Linked DNA regions of Homo sapiens: region 1 is linked to region 2. Evidence: chromatin contacts called from ENCODE Hi-C or POLR2A ChIA-PET data. All regions are on one chromosome and are shown on one strand. The core of a region is the stretch at or near the end of the contact, and the rest is flanking DNA. Distances in the headings are between cores, read along the strand shown. Region 1 holds the start of NAGPA-AS1 (NAGPA antisense RNA 1). Region 2 holds the start of PPL (periplakin).

The links. Hi-C counts contacts between places; a loop is a spot of excess contacts on that map. ChIA-PET counts read pairs that join two places held with the same protein, here RNA polymerase II (POLR2A). Pooled maps may share reads with other maps.
Region 1: a loop to region 2 is called in a pooled map, with 2.0 times the contacts of the local background. The contact joins the promoter of NAGPA-AS1 here to the promoter of PPL in region 2. A Hi-C loop is called at or near these places in 1 of 50 pooled maps. POLR2A ChIA-PET finds 5 or more read pairs at or near these places in 5 of 52 experiments (HEK293T, HepG2, MCF 10A and 2 more).

Annotation. Positions count from the first base shown.
Region 1 is chr16:5,030,763-5,037,669 of GRCh38, reverse strand. It overlaps NAGPA-AS1 (NAGPA antisense RNA 1), which reads right to left and starts at 3,968. Exons shown (of 2, transcript NR_038913.1): 1 at 3,609-3,968. NAGPA (N-acetylglucosamine-1-phosphodiester alpha-N-acetylglucosaminidase) reads left to right here and starts at 3,735. Exons shown (of 10, transcript NM_016256.4): 1 at 3,735-3,841; 2 at 3,942-4,397; 3 at 5,786-5,925. The coding sequence starts at 3,756. RefSeq lists enhancers at 3,624-3,803, 3,997-4,498.
Region 2 is chr16:4,932,764-4,940,585 of GRCh38, reverse strand. It overlaps PPL (periplakin), which reads left to right and starts at 3,438. Exons shown (of 22, transcript NM_002705.5): 1 at 3,438-3,602. The coding sequence starts at 3,541. RefSeq lists a silencer at 3,096-3,495.

The sequences.
Region 1 (6,907 bases), core at 2,719-5,218, 97 kb before region 2:
AAATTAGCCGGGCGTGTTGGCACACCCCGGTAATCCCAGCTACTCAGGAGGCTGAGGCAGGAGAATCGCTTGAACCTGGGAGGCTGAGGTTGCAGTGAGCCAAGATCAGGCCATTTCAATCTACACTCGAGCTTAGGCAACAGAGTGAGACTCCATCTAAAAATAAATAAATAAACTAGCCTGGTGTGGTAGTACACACCTGTAGTCCCAGCTACTCAGGAGGCTGAGGTGGGAGGACTGCTTGAGCCCAAGAAGTCGAGGCTGCAGTGAGCGATGATTGCACCACTGTACTCCAGTCTGGGCAACAGAATGGGATCCTGTCTCTAAATAATAATAGAATTACATAACAAAACTTTTTTGGGTGATAAAAAAAATCCTAAAACTGGATAATGGTGATGCTGGAATATCGCTGTGCATTTACTACAAATCATTGCATTGTACACTTAGGAGAATTTTACAGTATGTAAATTTTATCTTAATAAAGTTTAAAAAAAAACCTTCCAATGGCTTACTATTTCACTTTGGCTGAAATCCATACTCATTTCCCTGGATCCCTGCATGTACGATCTGGCCTTGCCTTGGCCCTCCCACTTCAACCCTGCTCACCACCTCCAACCCCTCCCCCACGGCCCTCCTCTCCCACCAGGTGGCTCTTCCTGCTGCACCTCCCAAGCTGTTTCCCACTTCAGGCTCTGGCCCAGATCTGCACACAGCCGCATCTTTTCTTTCCTTCAATCACAGTCTAAAGGGGCTTGGAGAGGCTTCCCTGCCACACCTGCAACATCCTTCTCTCGCAGTCCTGCCCTTTGCTTCTTGCATTCATCACATAACTGTTTCATGTCTGTTTCCCCTTGAAAAGCTAAGCTCCATGAAGGCAGGGATCAGCTGCAACGGAGCACATACGAGGTGCTCAGCCTGTTGAACACACAAATGATGGTAGAACTCAAATGAGGATGCTAAGAGGGGACAAAAGTATTCCAGGCTGAAGAGCAAAAAAGAAAACCCTTGGCTTCTTAGCAGCTTTGGCTAGAACTGTGGATATGGGCTGCTCTGTTCAAATGCAGAATTTCTGTGGCACCCGTTATGTGCTTAGAAAAACTTGGCAAAGGAGTAGCAAACCTCAAAGTAGGGAGAAAACCAAAGTCAGAACTTGCCAAAGACTGCCTGTTCCTGCAACTCCTAACTGAGGCAGAAAAAAAGAGCGCTTCCGGAGGCAGGGAGTAGGCGTCAGGCCTGGGCTCCTCTGCTGGTTATTTTTAGCAGCCCAATGCAAAGCTCAGAAAGATATACTCCCTTCACATCAATATATTGGTCATTTAAGCCTCTAGGAGGAGCAGTCATTTTGTACATGGTTAAAGTGAACTAGGAGCGTCAGAGCTGTTCCCGGGACCCCTTTGAGGTCCCTGAATTGTATTAGTTTCCAAAAGCAAGGCATCAGCATGGCCATGTTCTCTGTCAAAGCTCAAGAGTCTCTCCCACGCCTCTCTCCTAGCTCTTGGTGGCTGCTAGCCTTCTTTGCATTCTTTGACTTATGACTGCATCAGTCCAATCTCTGCCTGTGTTCATATGAGCTTCTTTCCTCTGTGTGTATTTGTGTCTTTTACAAGAACACCAGTCAGATTGGATTCAGGGCCCACCCTACTCCAGAATGACCTCATCTTAACTAATTACATCTGCAAAGACCCAATTTCCAAACAAGTTCACATTCTGAGGTTCTGGTAAGGACATGAGTTTGGGGGGACACTCTCTAACTGAGTTCACTAACCCTCACCGTGGACTGGCTCAAAGGAGCAGTGGCTCAAAGAGGGGCCTGAGATCAAGCACCAGAAGTGCTGACTGTGGATGAAAAGGGGCTGGCCTGGCCCCTATCTGTGTCCCCCCATACCTGTGGTAGTGAGGGAGAAGGAAAAGAAAAATCCGTTGGGGAAAATTCTGACCTCAGAAGTGGCCTGCCTGAAAAGTCATAGAAACTGGCAAAAATAAAGCAACCTGGGAAAAAACTCAGGCTGGACCTGCACGGAGATAAGCAGACAGGGTCCAGCGCAGAAGCCCTTTGTTCTTTGCATAATTAGCAGGCTCCCGGGAAAAAGTTTCCTCTCCTTTTCAGGCATATACACAGTGGGCTCCATGGAAACCGGCACAGGGAGGAGGGGGCCTTATCTAAAACAAACCCACAGTTACACAAACAAGAGAAGCAGCGATTTGCACTTGCCTAGAGACATACCCACAGCTGCATAACATAAGGGGAGCTGCACAGGCAGTTTTACTGGTAAGAAGTTACTCAGTTACCAGGAGGAGAGCAGTGTCCTATAAAAGTTTTTTGCGGCCAGGCACAGTGGCTCACGCCTGTAATCCCAGCACTTTGGGAGGCGGAAGGAGGCGGATCACCTGAGGTCAGGAGTTTGAAACCAGCCTGGCCAACATGGTAAAATTTCGTCTCTACCCAAAATACAAAAATTAGCAGGGCGCAGTGACGTGTGCCTGTAATCCCAGCTACTCGGGAGGCTGAGGCAGGAGAATCATTTGAACCCAGGAGGCAGAGGTTGTTGAGGTTGCAGTGAGCCAAGATCGCACCATTGCACTCCAGCCTGGGTGACAAGAGCAAAACTCTGTCTTAAAAAAAAAAAAAAAAAAAGCTTTTTGCATTCAGCTGTAACCCGACAATCCACTCGGACTCCCGTCTCCACTTTGGAGAGCTTTCTTCTTTCCCTTATTAAACGTTCGCTCCAACCCCACCCTTGTGTCCACGCTCCTTAGTTTTCTTGGAGGTAGGACAAAGAACCCCGGGACTAGTTCAGACAAGGAGAAACTGCTATATTAAGGTGCACTGGCAAGACCGCAACAGTATCAAGCCAATTAGACTTGCCGTGGCTCCTGGAATGGCCCACGCACTGCACTGGCACCAAGACACCACCCAACCCTGGACACTGCACTGGGACAGGAGGCCTGAAGAGAAGAATCCTCTCAAAGGAAGCTTGAAGTACATGCTACAAAATAAACTGGCTTCTATACTCAGGGCCAGCTTCATGGGCTCACTCAGAAGGTCCCTGGCTTGCTGCAACCATTTGCTCTGACCATCTTGAAATTCTTAATAGTTTTCTGGGTTTTTTAGTAAGTGTCCCCACGTTTTCATTTTGCATTGAGTCACACAAATCATGTAGCTGGGCTGTCTTCAAAAATGTCAAGGTAGTAAAAGACAAAAGGCTGAGGAGCCTTCCAGATGAAGAGATCAAAGAGACATGACAACTAAAAGCAACTCCTGGGTTACAGGGTCAGGGGCGGACAAAAAGGAAAAGAAAAAAAAAGACATTAGAGGGACAATTGAAGGTTAGCTGTGGATGACATCACAGAAATGTCAATGGGAGTTGTCCTAATGATATTTGCCCTGTGGTTAAGAAAATGCCCTTGTTCTTAGGAGATTCATGGCGAGGTATGGGGTAAAGGATCATGACATCTGCAATTTGGTTGCCATTGGTTCAGGAAAAAAAAAAAACAAAGTACAAATGATTGAGTAAATCAGGCAAGCCTAAACCACTGCTAAACATGAATAACAGTTCTACGAGAGTTCTTTATGCTCTCCTTGCAACTTCCTGTAGGTTTGAGATTACCTGGAGATAAAAAGTTAACATCACCAGCACCGCCCGCCAGCCCGCCAGCCGAAAAGAGCGCAGGTAATTCAGTCCGAGCTGAAAGCGGCCACCCTGGGACTTGAGTCACGTGAGGCGAGCCCACATGACCCGAGGCCCCGGTCCAATATGGCGACCTCCACGGGTCGCTGGCTTCTCCTCCGGCTTGCACTATTCGGCTTCCTCTGGGAAGCGTCCGGCGGCCTCGACTCGGGGTGAGTGCAGCTCCCTGGGCCAGCCTGGTTCGGGGGGTCCCCCCTGTCCTCCGAGCTCACGAGGACAGCCCCCTGAGCTCACGGCCGCCCGTCCCCGCAGGGCCTCCCGCGACGACGACTTGCTACTGCCCTATCCACGCGCGCGCGCGCGCCTCCCCCGGGACTGCACACGGGTGCGCGCCGGCAACCGCGAGCACGAGAGTTGGCCTCCGCCTCCCGCGACTCCCGGCGCCGGCGGTCTGGCCGTGCGCACCTTCGTGTCGCACTTCAGGGACCGCGCGGTGGCCGGCCACCTGACGCGGGCCGTTGAGCCCCTGCGCACCTTCTCGGTGCTGGAGCCCGGTGGACCCGGCGGCTGCGCGGCGAGACGACGCGCCACCGTGGAGGAGACGGCGCGGGCGGCCGACTGCCGTGTCGCCCAGAACGGCGGCTTCTTCCGCATGAACTCGGGCGAGTGCCTGGGGAACGTGGTGAGCGACGAGCGGCGGGTGAGCAGCTCCGGGGGGCTGCAGAACGCGCAGTTCGGGATCCGCCGCGACGGGACCCTGGTCACCGGGTGAGGAGGCAGGGAGCCCCGTGCTGTCGAGGGCAGAGGGCCTGAGATTTGGGTTGTAGCCGTGCCTCCGTGTTCAAGTCACTTAACCAAGCTGAGCCCCTGTTTCCTCCTCTGCAGAATGGGGATAGGAATCGCTTCCTTGCAGAGTTTATTCATCATCCAGTATCATTGAGCACTTGCTTGTATCAGGCAATGTGCCGCGCCCCGGTGAGATAGCCGTGAACAACACAGTCTTTGCCTTAACAGCCCTCCCCCATTACTAGAAAAATCAACAAAAGCCGGGTAAATAGCTAACATACATTCTGATTGCTGTGTGTGCAGCAAAGCAACCAACGGGGTGAACCCGTTGTAAATAGTGTTGATTTTAGGGAGGGTGATCTGGAACACGCCTCTCCGAGGTGACCTTTGAGTGGGAACTTGAAGATGAATCACTAAGTGAGCCAAGGTCAGAACTGGAGGAAGAGCGTTTCAGTCCAAAGGAACCCCACGCACAAAGGCTCAGAGGCTCAGGGGGGCTTGTGTGTATGAGGGACTGAAAAAGGAGTGGGGTGTCAGAAACATCAACTCATCAAGACTGATGATTTTTTTTTTTTTGAGACAGAGTCTTGCTCTGTTGCCCAGGATGGAGGGCAGTGGCATGATACCGGCTCACTGCAACCTCTGCCTCCCGGGTTCAAGCGATTCTCCTGCCTCAGCCTCTGGAGTAGCTGGGACTACGGACGTGTGCCACCACGCCCGGCTGATTTTTGTATTTTTAGTAGAGACGGGATGGGGTGGGGAACGGGGGAGTGGGTTCACCATATTGGCCTGGCCGGTCTCGAACTCCTGACCTCAAGTGATCCACCCACCTCAGCCTCCCAAAGTGCTGGGATGACAGGTGTGAGCCACCACGCCCTGGCAAGATTGATGATTTGAATTATTTAAAATTATCTTAAAAATTATTTGAGTCTCAAAAAAAAAGTATTTGTTGATGATAAAGCTTGTTCTGATCCTGAGTGGGACCAGGTGGGAGAGAGCAGTGGAGAAACAAGGAAGCCAATGAAGGGCCGTAACAGGGATCAAGTGGTAGTTGGGCTGGGTATGGCCTGGGGATTGAGGGCCATAGATGGATTTGAGCTCTGTTGGGGGATGGTCATTTCTGTTAAATGAAACAGACTGTTTGCAAAGGCTTGTGGGGATTGTATTGTCAGAACCCTGTCCAGCTTCAGCTCTGACAACAGGGAGATTCCTAGGGCTGTTAAGTTGTCCCAGCTACACTCAGGCCCCAGGAGGTTCCTGGGGCATGAGGGGGAATCTAGCAGCCAGGTTGGGATGGCTAGGGAGAAAGAGCCTGACTATCTGCAGTTGCCCCTGCTGGTGAGTGAGCTTCCCACCTTCCCCGGATCCAGGTACCTGTCTGAGGAGGAGGTGCTGGACACTGAGAACCCATTTGTGCAGCTGCTGAGTGGGGTCGTGTGGCTGATTCGTAATGGAAGCATCTACATCAACGAGAGCCAAGCCACAGAGTGTGACGAGACACAGGAGACAGGTTGGATGGGGAGGCTGTTGGCAACAACCCTCTCGAGAACCAGGACCAGTGGGCTGGGCGGAGCTGTTCTTAAGTCTTTCAACAAGTATTGAGCAGCTACTTTGTGCCCAGCACTATTCTGGGTACTGGGGATTCATGGGGAGGAAGATAGGCTTATATTGAATATATAGGACAAAAAATAGTTATAGAATATGCTGAAAAGAATTGATAAGTGCTCAGAAACAAAAATAAAGTTAGGGGAAAGGGGAGAGATGGGGACCGGAGCTGTGGGTACAGGAAGAGAAAAGTGAAGAGAAAAAAATCTTCATGGACCTGCAACATCGGCGTGGCCCAGGAGCTTGTTTCAAAGCCCCACACCCTCAGACCTGCAGAATCAGAGGCAAGGCCCAAGAGTCTATGTTTTAACGGGCCTCCATGGTGACTCTGACCGACACTCAAGGTTGAGAACCACTGGGATGCAGAATACTGGGATGGGGACAGGATACCATGACCATTTTAGAGTGGGCAGTAAGCTAGGTGTGGTGGCTAACACCTATAATCCCAGCACTTTGGGAGGCCGAGGCGGGAGGATCGGTTGAGCCCAGGAGTTCAAGACCTGCCTGGGCAACATAGTGAGACCTATCTCTACAAAAAAAAAAAATACAAAAATTAGCCAGGCATGGTGGTGTGTGCCTGTAGTCCCAGCTACTTGGGAGGCTGAAGCATGAGAATTGCTTGAACCTGGGAGGTGGAGGTTGCAGTGAGCTGAGATCATGCCACTGCACTCCAGCCCGGGCAACACAGCGAGACTCTTTGTCTCAAAAAAAAAAAAAGAGTGGGCGGTCAAGGAAGGCCTCACTAAGGAGGTGATCTGACAAAGGAGCAAGCTAGAGAAAAGCACAGTTCCCAGCCAGAGGGAACAGGAAGTGCAAAGTGGCTGCAGGGTGGTGAGGGGACACCCAGGAGCTGAGGCAGGAGGAGGAAGAGGCTGGGGAGGGCATGC
Region 2 (7,822 bases), core at 2,189-4,688:
GGTCTTTCTCCCCCATATGTCCCCAGACCCCTTCAAGGAGTTCACAATTTGGCCGGCGCAGGGACTGACGCCTGCAATCCCAGCACTTTGGGAGGCTGACGCAGGTGGATTGCTTGAGCCTGTAGGAGTTCAAGACCACCCTGGGCAACATAGTAAGAGCCCATCTCTACAAAGAATTTTAAAAATTAGCCAGGCGGCCGGGTGCAGTGACTCACACCTGTAATCCCAGAACTTTGGGAGACCAAGGCAGGCAGGTCATCTGAGGTCAAGAGTTTGAGCCGTCTCTACTAAAAATACAAAATTTAGTTGGCCATGGTGGCACGTGCCTGTGATCTCAGCTACTCGGGAGGCTGAGGCAGGAGAATCCCTTGAACCAGGGAGTCGGAGGTTGCAGTGAGCCGAGATTGCACCACTGCACTCCAGCCCGGTGGTAGAGTGAGACTCCTTCTAAAAAAAATAAATTAAAGGCCGGGCGTGGTGGCTCACGCCTGTAATCCTAGCACTTTGGGAGGCCGAGGTGGGTGGATCACAAGTTCAGGAGATCAAGACCATCCTGGCTAACATGGTGAAACCCCGTCTCTCCTAAAAAATACAAAAAATTAGCCAGGCGTTGTGGCGGGCGCCTGTAGTCCCAGCTACTTGGGAGGCTGAGGCAGGATAATGGCATGAACCCAGGAAGCGGAGCTTGCAGTGAGCCGAGATCATGCCACTGCACTCCATCCTGGGCGACAGAGCAAGACTCTGTCTCAAAAAAAATTAAATAATTAATTAATTAATTAAAAAAATTTAAAAAGGCCAGGCACAGTGGCTCACAGCTGTAATCCCAGCACTTTGGGAGGCTGAGGCAGGCAGATCACAAGGTCAGGAGTTCAAGACCAGCTTGGCCAACATGGCAAAACTCTGTCTCTACTAAAAATACAAAAATTAGCAGGGCGTGGTGGCAGCAGGAGAGTTGCTTGAATCCAGGAGGCAGAGGTTGCAGTGAGCCGAGAGTGTGTCATTGCACTCCAGCCTGGGCGACAAGAGCCAGACTGTCAAAAAAAAAATAATAATTAATTAATTTAAAAAAAATTAGCCAGGCATGGTGGTGCACACCTGTGGTCCCAGCTACTTGAGAGGGAGGCTGAGAAGAGACAACGGCTTCCGTCTGGGAGGTCAAGGAAGGCTGCAGTGAGCCATGATCACGCCACTGCACTCCAGCCGGAGCAACACAGCAAGACCCTATCTCCAAAAAAAAAGAAAGAAAAAGAAAAGTTAACGTGTTTTTGTTTTTGTTTTTGTTTTTTGACGAAGTCTCACTCTGTCGCCCAGGCTGGAGTGCAGTGGCACGATCTCAGCTCACTGTGACCTCCCAGGCTGGAGTGCAGTGGCGTGATATGAGCTCACTGCAACCTCCCCTTCCCAGTTTCAAGAGATTCTCCTGCCTCAGCTTCCCAAGTAGCTGGGACTACAGGCAGGCGCCACCACGCCCAGCTAATTTTTTATTTTTAGGAGAGACGGGGTTTCACCATGTTGGTCAGGCTGGTCTTGAACTCCTGACCTCAGGTGATCCCCCTGCCTCGACCTCTCAAAGTACTGGGATTACAGGAGTGAGCCACCGCGCCCATCCAAGTTAACATTTTTAATATGTGTCCCCTGCCCCGGGACCTGAAAGCTCCCAAAGAGAAAGCCCCTTTTGTGTTGTTCTTTTCCCTTTTCTCATCCGTGTACAACAAGCAGAGCCAGGCACACTGAGGCTGTGAGAGTGATGGGAAACATGTGTTGAATGAGTAAATGACTCCACTGAGCAATACATCCTCCCCCAGAAAAATGCACATTTGGACACACACATTTTGAAAGCAACTTTAGGGCTGGGTGCAGTGGCTCACACCTGAAATCCCAGCACTTTGGGAGGCCAAGGTGGGAGGACTGCTTGAGCCCAGGAATTCAAGACCAGCTTGGGCAACACAGCGAGACCCCATCTCTACAAAAAACATATATAAATATAAAGGTTTTAAAAATTAGCCAGGCGTGGTGGTGGACACCTGTGGATCCAGCTACTCGGGAAGCTGAGGTGGGAGGATTGCTTGAGCCCCAAAAGTCAAGGCTGCAGTGAGCTATGATTGTGCCAATGCACTCCAGCCTGGGCAACTGAGTCTCAAAGAAGAAAGAAGAAAGAAAGCAAGAAAGCAAGAAAGGAAAGAGAGAGGAAGGAAAGAAGGAAGGCAGGCAGGCAGGCACAACTTTAGGAGGAATCACACCTCTATTTACGCCTAGTGGTCCATTATTGGAACGTGACGCCTGTGGGAGTTATCTCCTACTGCTCAAGGTCACTGCCAAGGTATGATTTATCAATTCAAAAAATTGCAACCTCAGGCATAAATGGGTTAAGCCCACCCATAGAAGCCCCATTAAGAATAAGGTTGGCTGGGCACGGTGGCTAATATCTGTAATCCCAGCACTTTGGGAGGCTGTAGGCCGGCAGATCACTTGAGCACAGGAGTTCAAGACCAGCCTGGGCAACATGGTGAAACTCTGCCTCTACAAAAATTTTTAAAAATTAGCCAGGTGTGGTGGTGTGTGCCATCCGGGCTTCAGGTCAGATTAGGTTTCTGTCTAAGGGCAGCCTCCTCCACTGGCACACAGTCTGGGCCAGGACATGCTGGCAGAATTGTGCAACGTCGTTGTTCTGAGCCGCAATCGAGCAGCTTTTATGACCAGCTATGAAGCGCTCTTCTAGTGCCAGGGCCTGGAGTTATTGAAGTTTCAAAGGAGTTTTTGTCCACCCGAGATGGCAAGCGGAGAGCAGATTCAGGCCAGGGCACTGCGCTCAGCGCTTTGCGTGCATTACCTGCAGGGACATCCCCACAGGCCTTTCGGATGGGGTGGTGGTTATCACCGTTTGACAAAGAAGTAAACTGTGGCTGGGAGCAGTAAAACACCTTGCCCAGGAGTGTCAGCCAACCTGGGGGTGGCAGGGCTTGAACTCAGGCCGGCGCCCTCGGCAGTTCAGCCCCCTTCCCTCAATTGCCACCATCTGAGTGCAATTCGCTAGCTACTAGGGCACATGAATCCGTGCGGGTCTCTGCCGCACCTGTCTTGCGGGGCCCAGCTGGGTGTCCGCCAAAGCACCAGGAGCGCCGAGTTCCGCGGTAGCGCAGAACCAGGTGAAGGCCTCGGCCAGAGGCGCGCCGGGCCCGAGGAGGGTGGGGCTGCGAGCGCTCGCCCCGGCGGCCTTTGCGCCCCAGTGCCTGCCCGGCCTCCGGAGTCCCCCGGCTGGGGGTGGGCGGCGTCCGGCCAAGACCCAGTGTCCCCACCCCCGCGTCCAAGCCCCGCCCGCGCGGTGGCCCCTCCTCGGGAAGGTAAGCACCACCTTCTCGGGGAGCGGCCCGCAGAGCCAGTGGCCGGCGGGCGCCCCGCCCCCAGCGAGTAGGGACCCGGAGCCACTGCCGCGCCGCAGTCCGGGCTCCCCGCGCCGCCGCTCGCTCACCTGCGCTCCCGCCCGCCCCTCGGTGCGCGCCCGGCCCGCCAGCCGCCGCCGCCCGCACCCCGAGCGCCACCATGAACTCGCTCTTCAGGAAGAGAAACAAAGGCAAATACAGCCCCACTGTGCAGACCCGGAGGTGAGGAGGCGCCCACAGCTCCGCTCCGGGACGCTCTTGCCCCTGTGGGCGCACAGGACCTGGAAGACCTCCCGGGCAGTGTAGGAATGGGGGGTACGGGGGTCCAGGAACCGGGAACTGAACCCGGAGTGCGGGACTCTCGGGAACGCGGGACCGAGGCCACCCTGAAGCTGGGAAGCGCCGCCAGGTGGGAAGGGACTGGCTGGGGTCCCCGAGGGGGAGCATAACACAGGGGACTCCGGGAGCCCAGGGAGCATTGCCTTGAGGGCCTAGGGCACGGGCAGCTGAGCTGGGGGTACAGGGCACCCCCGTGTCCCAGGGTCGCTCTTGCGCAGAGGGTCGCACAGGACCGGGAATAGTCACCTGGATGAGGGGGCGGAGTTTTTGGAGGACCGGGCACTCAAGGCGGGGTCGCTGCGGGCGACCCAGGAAGCTCCGTCCAGGGGGCGCCCTGAGGCAGGGAAACTGAGCTGGCGTCGGGGGGCGCTCTCCAGCGCCTCTGAGACCGCGCAAGTGTTCCTGGCGTCGGGGAGGCGAGGGATGGGTGTCCGGAGGGGGCGGGCCACCCGCCGCTGCACTTCCCGGCACCTGCCACCCTGCGCGCCAGAGCCGCGCCCGGAGGCCCTGGGGGGTGTGGGGTCGGGTCGAGGGGCACAGGGGGAGGCACCCCCTTACCTCCCCACCCTCTGGGTTCTGAGCGGAGGTTGGGCGGCTTCGGGGCCTCCTCTTCGAAGCTCGGTTTCGCAGGGGTGTGGCTCCCTGCCCCCACCCCAGCCCCGAAACTGGCGGCGTCTCTGAGCCGCGGGTTCCCAGGGCGGCCTGGGAGGGGAATGGCATGTCTTGATGTGTTTGCAGGGAGAAGCAGCCCACGTCCCTTTTGATAAGCCTAATGTGTTCACTTAATAACCGGTTTAGGGGAGCCTGGTGGAGATGCTGAGATTGACGGAGGGGGTGGGAATCCAGCCCCTGCCTTATATCCCCACTTCGGAAAATAGAGTGGGGGCTCTGGGCTAGCAAGGACCATTTTGCCAGCTTCTCGGACAAGAGGCTTCAGGCAGGTGAGGGGCCCGCACATTACATGGCTCTCCTGTCTGGGAGTTCTGCCCCCAAGCTGCTCTCACTGGGAGCCCCCACTGTGCCCTCAAGCAGCTCCTCACTTCTTCCCTAGGCAAGGAGAGGCCTCTGGGCCCAGGGCTCCCACTCAACCCCTGCAGTCCGGCCTAGGCCGACCAGTCGGACAGGTGCAGGCGGCGGGGCCCTAGCACGCTGGAGTGCGACACTCCATTCCGGGGCCTTCCAGCCCTTTCAGAAACCCCCCTGCCCTGTGATCCCACCCACCCGTATCTCCGTTTGGGCTCTTTCAAGCTCAGAGGCATTACCCGCCTTTAGAGATTTCCCCACCCCTCCCCTATCTTTCACAACCCCAGAGACTGGGCAGGGCCTGCACACCCCTCCTCCATGGCTGCGTCCAGCTGGCACTCAGACCCAACCAGAGGCCCGTCCAGTCCCTGCACTGTTCCCTGGGGCATTGCACAATTGGATGCTCCGTGCCAGCCGTGGAGAACCGTTCTGTCCTCTCCACCCCAGAGACTAGACCCATCCAGTCCTTCACACATGCAGACACCCACATACCAGTGGTGGGGCCAGGCCTCGCCCCGCCCTCTGCCTCCTCCCAGCCTCCCTCCTTCGTGCAGCTCTCCATCCTGAAGGCCCCAGCTTGGACCTAACAAAAGGTTCTAATGAACCCAGACAAGCTGGGAGGGGTGCGGGCTTTCCCAGAAGCATGAGGATGAAAGGCATCCCATCCTTTATAGCTGCAGGGACTGGGAGGGTCTGGGGTGGCAAAGATTTGGGGTCCTGCCACTCTCTGTATATCTGGCCCAAGGCAGCCACGGTCTGTCCTAGGCTGATAGCCATTGGTCCCAGATCTCCATTTAGACGTCTCTTTCTCCAGGAAGCCCTCCTGATTCTCTCCCCAGCCTGGGGTGCAAGACCATTCCTTTGAGCCTTGCCACCCCAGCACAGAATGAGCACAGCCACAGCCCTGAGCAGATGTCAGATGCCTCCCCGGGTGGTCTCCAAGCCCAGTGCATCCCTCTGCCCCCTCCCCTTAGTGGGGACTAGTTCGCAGACTGGATTGTGGGGTGGGGGTAGCCCTGTACCCCATCCTCTCAAACGCATCTCTTGAACATTGCCTGATGCCCAGCCAGCCCCATAGCAAGTGTCTTGGTGGGGGGGTGGAGGGGACAGACTTGCGGCTCTAGGCTGTGGTCGCTGGTCACAGGGAGTGGATCCCCAAGTTATTCCTTCACTCTGAGTTTTCCAGGGGCCCGCTCCATTGTCTGGGGGAGGACAAAATTGCTGGTGAGATTCAGCATGGGGGGCAGTAGGAGCTCCAGCACTGAGAGCAGAATGCCTCACTGTTGATCCTGGCATCTCCACCCTGGAGCCTCTCGAAGCCTTGTTTTCCCTTTCTGCACAGCACGGGTGGTAATACTGAGTGTCTCATGCATAGGGCTGCTGGGAGGAGCAGTGCTGTAGCACACAGGAGGTGCCCGGATGAGGGTAGCAGCCCTTTCCGAGCCCAGGGGACCCAGGAGCCCCAAGTGGTGACTTTCATACCCAAGGTAGTCAGGCCTTTGGACTACAAAGTGTGGATTAGTGAACGGAACACCCCACCGAGAAAGCCACCCCTTCCAGTTTGTCTGCCTTTTAGCAGCTGAAGCTGGGGAGGGCCGGGACAGGGTGTGAACCCCGTTGCTCCCGTTGCCCGGGTTCCTAATGACAGGTGTGGGAGTTGATGTTCACACCTGAGCTAATGACAGAGTCAGGCCAGATGGTGCAGGTGACCGAGGACAGCCTCCAGCCTAGTAGAGAGGCCCTGGAGGAGACCCGCTGCCACCCTCCTGGCTGTGCGACCTCAGAGGAGCTGCTTGGCTTCTCTGAGCCTGTTTTCTCACCTGTGGGATGGGAATAAGCACGGTGCCTGCCTGGCGATGTTGGCTCAGGATTAAATGAAATAATGCAGGGGAAAGGTTGTGAATGATAAGCGGCCGCAGGTAATAGCATCTGTGACGATTACAGTTATTAAGCAAATGCGGGCAAGCTAGCTGTGGTGTACCCAGGGTTAAACTTGATATCATGGTGGACAGGCTGTGCACTGCACAATTCCATAGGCACTGTTGCTGGGTTTTAGCACGTGGTCGTGGAGGAGACGTGGACAACCTCCCTGCACTTGAGTCGCTGGCAGTCACATCACAGAGATAAGATGGAGTTAAGCTTCAGTACATGTATGGTTACATGAGCGTCGGACTGATGGGGCCAGGCAGGAGCAATGGAGCATAGAGCCGGACAGATGAGGTCTCCACCCTGGCCACTCACATACTTTGTGACAGGCCTCAAGTGAGAGTTGTCACAGTCAGAGCACAGATGCTGGGAGGTGAGGGAGGACTTCACAGAGGAGGCATCTGACCTGTCACGGGGTGGGATGGAGTGGCCAAGACCCAGCTCTGCAGTCAGGCTCAATTCTGCCTCTGCTTGAAAAGAAACATAGCATCCCTGAGCCCCAGCGCTTCTGAATTTGTTGAATGGGATTAATCTTGCCCCTCCACCCAGACCTGGGTCCCAGTAAACACCCAGCAGCCTGGCCTTGCCTAGACGGGTCTTGCAACACTGGGGCCGCCCTGATGGAGCGCTCCTGCATGGGAGGCAGGACCCCAGGCTTTGAGGGGAGAGCTGGCAAAAGGGAAGCATGCTCTACTGGGAGGCACCTGGGGTACCCTGAGCCTCTTAGTGGTTAAGAACACAGTGTTTTATTAGCTGGGCATGGGGGTGGGTGCCTGTAGTCCCAGCTACTCAGGAGGCTGAAGCAGGAGAATCCCTTGAACCTGGGAGGCAGAGGTTGCAGTGAGCTGAGATTGTGCTACTGCACTCCAGCCTGGGTAAAAGAGTGAGACTCTGTCTCAAAAAGAAAAAAAAAAAAGCAAGAACACAGTGTTTGATGCTAGCTGGGCATGAGTTCAGGCCGCAGCTCTGGGTCTCTTAAGCTGTTTGATCTTGGGCAAGTCACTTAATGTCTCCGAGCCTCAGTTTCTTCATCTATGAGGTGGGGTGACAACAGCAACCCCCAGTTGGTGAGGCTGCTGGGTAGATCAAATGAGGGGATGCACATGATGGGTCCAGCCCATGACCTGGTTCAGAGCGAGTGCCCGGCAAATCAT